2 separate regions of the Homo sapiens genome follow, and region 1 is linked to region 2. Evidence: chromatin contacts called from ENCODE Hi-C data. All regions are on one chromosome and are shown on one strand. Each heading gives the region's core, a stretch centred on a gene start or an enhancer-like site at or near the end of the contact. The rest is flanking DNA. Distances are from core to core; before and after follow the strand shown. Region 1 has its middle 17 kb from the start of LBR. Region 2 holds the start of CNIH4 (cornichon family member 4).

Region 1 (2,835 bases), core at 97-2,596, 1.1 Mb before region 2:
CAGGCAGGTGTGCTGCTGGGAAACTCAGTTAATGATGTCTAATCTTTAAGAGCCATGGGAAACTCAGGAAGACCTAGCTGGACAGATACTACTCAGACATTTTCTCAAATAAGTGTGGCAGAGCCACTCCTCATCTGGTTCTTCCAGTCTTAGTTACCTGCCGAGCCAGGTGTGGCAGGTGTCAGGTACAGGGATCTGGGAGCTCAGAGAGCAGTAGCAGGAGCTTTAGGCTTCAGTTTTTTCTCCCACTTGATGGCCCCAGACGCCTTGGTGAAGTGAAATGCTCCCTGCCTGGGGCTCCAGGATGCCTTCGAGTGACTGCCTTAAGGTTATTGTGTTTTCTTGTGGCTACGCCAGGATGTTCTGCTTCACCAAGCATTTCCATCCTCAATCGTCATGTCCCTACTGAAACTCTGTGTTCTCTTCTCAAGCAATTTTCTGGTAAAAACATTTTCCTGGCTAGCCTGTAAGCATTGCTGTCTAGCTTTTGTGTTAGCACTGATTCAGATGGCCACTACCCACTCTGTGCAGCAGACTTTCAAGACCAAGCAGACTGATAGGCAGGCAGGAGGGTGGAGTTCTCTACCTGCTGGAATGCCCTGAGGCCCAGAGAAGGGATGGACAGGGCATCAGTGTCTCTCCCGTGTCTCTCTTGCCTTCAACCACTGACTCACCCATGTTGTTTCTCACTTAAGTTAAAACACACAGAGGGGCTGTTCTTAGAGAAAGTCTAACTCGGCTGGGCGTAGTGGCTCACGCTTACAATCCAGCACTTTGGGAGGCCGAGGCAGGCAGGTCATCTGAGGTCAGGAGTTTCAGACCAGCCTGGCCAACATGGTGAAACCCCGTCTCTACTAAAAATACAAAAATTAGCTGGGCATGGTGGCGCACACCTGTAGTCCCAGCTATTCAGGAGGCTGAGGCAGAGAATCGCTTGAACCTGGCAGGCAGAGGTTGCAGTAAGCAGAGATCACCATTGCACTCTAGCCTAGGTAACAAGATCGAAACTGTCTTAAAAAAAAAAAAGTCTAACTCTACTTTTGATCAAATTGTATTCTTGCAAACAATTTTGCAAGAAATTGATTGTCTCATTTTGATGCCATGATGACATTTTGGGAAATGTTTCCAAGTTGTTACAGTTTTCTAGCTGCCAGGACCTGGGTGCTTCCTGTGGCAGACAAAGGGTGACTCCGCGCATAGGGTGCCAAGAGGGAGGGCTCCACTCCATTCTGAACTTTTACACATCAGCCTCCTGCAAGATAAGCTTCCTGGTTTTCATATTACAACATGAACCAAACCGCAGAGGTTATGACTTCTCTGTGTTTTAAGCCCTGCCCACTTCCTGCTCACGTGCCTGGTCTGCAACGACCATTTATTTCAGGATGTGAAGTCAAAAGCAAAGCCCAAACAATAGTGAGCGGCTTCTGAGCCAAGCTCGTCAGCCTGCTAACCCACTCAGAACTGCCCCATCTTCAACATGAACAAGTGCTTCTGGAACAAATACCAGCCAATTTCACACAGTCCAGGCCTTTGACATGAAATACGGATCAGCTCTACATTTATGCACGACAATGTCGATTTGTTATCTGTTGGAGTGATTGTATACCTTCGGTGGTAGAACTGAGGTTCCCAGGGGAGCTATTAAGAAAAAAGCTTTTCTGGCACGGGTGCGGTGGCTCACGCCTGTAATCCCAGCACTTTGGGAGGCCAAGGCTGGTAGATCACCTGAGGTCAGGAGTTCGAGGCCAGCCTGGCCAACATGGTGAAACCCCATCTCTACTAAAAATACAAAAATTAGTTGGGCGTGATGGCGCATGCCTGTAATCCCAGCTACTTGGGAGGCTGAGGCAGGAGAATTGCTTGAACCTGAGAGGCAGAGATTGCAGTGAGCCAAGATCGAGCCACTGCACTCCAGCCTGGGTGACAGAGCAAGACTCCATCTCAAAAAAAAAGAAAGAAAGAAAGAAAGAGTTTTTCTGGCTAGGTGTGGTGGCTTATGCCTGTAGTCTCAGCTACTTGGGAGGCTGAGGTGGGAGGATTGCTTGAGCTGGGGGAGTTTGAGGCTGCAGTGAGCTATCACACCACTGCACTCCAGCATGGGTGACAGAGCAAGACCCTGTCTCGGGGGAGAAAAAAAAATGCAAATGCTTTCCTGACAGAACTAAGAGAGTTTGGAACTAGGGTTCTATAAAGTCAGCCCTGGTGTGGGACTTCTGTTATTACAGAGAGTACAGAAAGTGTCCTAAAAGGACAGCTGGGTGGCTGGGCATGGTGGCTCACATCTGTAATCCCAGCACTTCGGGAGCAGAGGTAGGCGGATCACCTGAGGTCAGGAGTTCGAGACCAGACTGGCCAACATGGTGAAACCCTATCTCTACTAAAAATACAGAATTAGCTTGGCATGGTGGTGCATGCCTGTAATCCCAGCTACTTGGGAGGCTGAGGCAGGAGAATCATTTGAACCCAGGAGGTGGAGGTTGCAGTAAGCTGAGATTGCACCATGGCACTCCAACCTGGCCAAAAAGAGCGAAACTCCATCTCAAAAAAAAAAAAAAAAAAAAAAAAAAAAAAGACAGCTGGCCAAACAGCAATAGGCTGATCATGTGTATTTAGCGCACATGGGCACAGCCCATGGCACCAAGGGGGACATCGAGGTCACAGATGAAAAGACTTGCTCTCATAGTGCTTACAGTTTATGAGCCAACAGCCACGTTAAGCAACAGCCTTCACTGGATATATAATTAGGGGTGGGGTAGACACTTTCTACACCAAAGACAACTCTTTAGGCTCCAGATGGGATTCCGGCTGCTCCTGACTGGTCTCTCTTAGTCCTTC
Region 2 (2,905 bases), core at 375-2,874:
GCAGCCCGTGGGCCGTGGGTTGGACAAGCTTGCTCTAGTTCCTTATATCACAAGAGGGGCATAGAGGTCATCAAAACTTAGGCAAGTGATGCTGCCCTTTCAATCAGCTCCCCAAACCTACTAAAACTCAGAAATCTTGTCGTTAGATATCATCAAAGTAAAAACTGCTGCTCAATTGGGGAGGGTGGGGACACGAAGGCAGAGCAATATTTACTGAACATTAGCTATGGGGCAGGCACTGTGCTAGGGTGCTCAGCACCATTCTCATTGTGCATATCTAGGAAATAAACATTTCCTATTTTAAAGATCAGAAAACTGAGGCTTAGGGAAATAATGTGCAAGCAAAGAGCTAGCTGACCAGGAAATCTGATTCCAAATTTTGTCCCTTTCCACTACAACAGGATGCCAGTCCACAATGAAAAATGAAGCTGCACTGAACATATACTCTGTACGACTATCCTAAAGCCCGCATGCTCTAGCAAACAAATGGTTTAATCCGATCAGAAACAGGTACATGTGATTTCCAAGAAAGGAAGCTGAAATGCGGAGTTCCTCATACGTTTTTTCTTATATTTAATTACTTAAACCTGGATGGTGCAATACAACATTGGGCAACAACTAAGCCTAGATGCTTTGTCAAGAGATGGGAAGAGTTGTAGCCGACATGGCTACTGCAGTGCTAAATTCAACCACCATTTATTGCTCTGGAAAACAGTTTGAATACTGCAACTTAAGTTTTAACATGGATCGATAGAAAAATTTAAAAGCTGAGAAACGATTGGGAACTACAGCAGATGTAGTTATTGAATTTACAGATCTGCAACCACCGGGGACAACCAAAATAATCACTTTGTAGACAGTTGTTAAAACAACTCCTTTCCAACACTCACTACAAAACGGCACAGTGAAGGAAGCAACTTCGCTCCTTTGGCGAATGAGTCAACTCCTGGATGTGAAAGGTCCCTGCAAGTACTAACACCCGCCAGAACAAAGGGGCGGGTGCCGGGGGTGTTGCGTGGGGAACAGGAGGAGGCAAATGGCCCGCACTTATCCCGGCACCCGACTGTCGCAAGCGACCGCCCTTGGGACCCCCAATATCCGACGAAGAGCACGGCGCAGGGCCTCTCCCAGAAAAACAGCGACGCTTCTCTCCCGAGGGCGGCCGTGGCTCAGGCAGGGCTGGTCCGGGCGCCGCGGGGACGAGCGGAGAGCAGGCGGGCAGGCCGAGACGGGGCGCGCCCGGAGAGGCCCACTCGGACCCGAGTGAGGGGCGGCCGGCAACCCAGGCAGGGCAAGTGCGTGCAGGGCAGCAGGGCCCGTCGGGTAGGGCAGCCAGCCTCTCCTACCCGCTCCGGGGCCCGCGCCACCGCCCCGGCCAGGCCAGCTCCCAGGGAGCCCACGCCCGCCGCCGGGCGCCTCCCTAGTCCCACACACCTGCCCGGGTGCCCAACTGGCCCACCCTCAGCCGTGTCCCCCGGCAAGGCGTTCGCCTGCCTCAGGCAAGGATACGAAGTAGACCGAGAGGAAGATGAGCGCGCAACAATCGAGGAGAGAGAAGACGAACACCACCGCCTCCATCCTCCTCCTCCGTCGCCGCCGCTCCTTCCGTCAAACCCGCTCGGATGCCCCGACCCACCCCTGATAGGCCCTTGCCGGGGCTGGCTGAGGCGTGTGGTCCTCGAATCCTGGTGTGGCATGCCGGGAGTTGTAGTCCATATTTTAAAAAACTCTACGGCCCTAATTCTGACGCATGCTGGGAATTGTAGTTCATTAGTACAAGTCCATATCAAAGAGGTGGGCAGGGCCTCTTTCATAAATCCGATTATTTCCAGAAATGGAATTAATCAACAAGTATTTACTCAACGCTTTTCTTTTAAAGAGCTGGGGTCTTGCTCTGTCGTCCAGGCTGGAGTGCAGTGGCGTGATAGAGCTCACTATGACCTCGAATTCCTGGGCTCAAGCAATCCTTCCACCTCAGCCTCCCGACATGCCCAGCTAATTTTATTTTATTATTTCTCATTTTATTTTATTTTTTGAGACAGGGTCTCACTCTGTCGCCCAGGCTGGAGTGCAGTGGCATGGTCACAGCTCACTGCAGCCTCTACCTCCTGGCCTCAGGTGATCCTCCCACCTCCGCCTCCTGAGTACCTGGGATTACAGGAATGTACCACCACGCCTGGCTAATTTTTTGTATTTTTAATAGAGATGGGGTTTTTGCCATGTTGCCCAGGCTGGTCTCGAATTCCTCGGCTCAAGCGATCTGCCTGCCTCAGTCTCCCACAGTGCTGGAATTACAGGCCTGAGCCACTGCACCAGTCTCTACTGAACGCTTTTAATCCGGATATCCAGTAGGATGTATTTCCCATGTGTGAAATTTTCTTTAGAGTTGGCTCTAGAACCATTGCATTCCCTGACTTAGGATTTGTAAGGGGTTTTCATCTCAAAGCACAAATCTAACTTAATGCTCCTGGCTTGACTTTTGCGATTTGCCCTTCCCTTCCTGATTTCAATTTCTCCAGAGATTTCACAGTCCTTTGTTTATCCTCTCCTACAGCAATGTTTCTCTCCTCTCTAGATTTTAAGATCTTTAAGAAGTGAATACGATGTCTTACTCATCCATTCATTCATTTAACAAATACAGTTGTATTTGCAGGGGCTACTTTCCAAGACCCCCAAGTGGATGCCTGACACGATGGATAGTACCAAACCTTATGTGTACTATGTTTTTTCCTATATATACATACCTATGATAAAGCTTAATTTATAGATCAGGCACAGTAGGAGATTAACAAGTAATAATAAGATAGAACAATTATACTGTAATAAAAGTTATGTAAATGTGGTCTTTCTGTCTCAAAATATCTTATTGTACTGACCCTTCTTTTTGAGATGATGTATGATGATA

Evidence for each region. A loop is a pair of places that touch in the nucleus more often than their neighbours do. Pooled maps may share reads with other maps.
Region 1: a loop to region 2 is called in a pooled map, with 6 times the contacts of the local background. The contact joins the enhancer-like site here to the promoter of CNIH4 in region 2. A Hi-C loop is called at or near these places in 2 of 50 pooled maps.

What each region holds. Positions count from the first base shown.
Region 1 is chr1:225,443,547-225,446,381 of GRCh38, reverse strand. No RefSeq gene overlaps it. Among named protein-coding and RNA genes, the nearest start is that of LBR, 17 kb to the right of the region's middle. RefSeq lists enhancers at 1-231, 1,127-1,176, 1,677-1,746 and a cis regulatory region at 1,033-1,572. Within about 2 kb of position 1,346, at least 31 of the 41 ENCODE cell types and tissues checked have a DNase peak (open chromatin) inside an H3K27ac peak, as active enhancers do.
Region 2 is chr1:224,355,598-224,358,502 of GRCh38, reverse strand. CNIH4 (cornichon family member 4) reads right to left here and starts at 1,624. Exons shown (of 5, transcript NM_014184.4): 1 at 1,510-1,624. The coding sequence starts at 1,578. RefSeq lists enhancers at 774-1,274, 1,832-1,971 and a silencer at 1,182-1,551.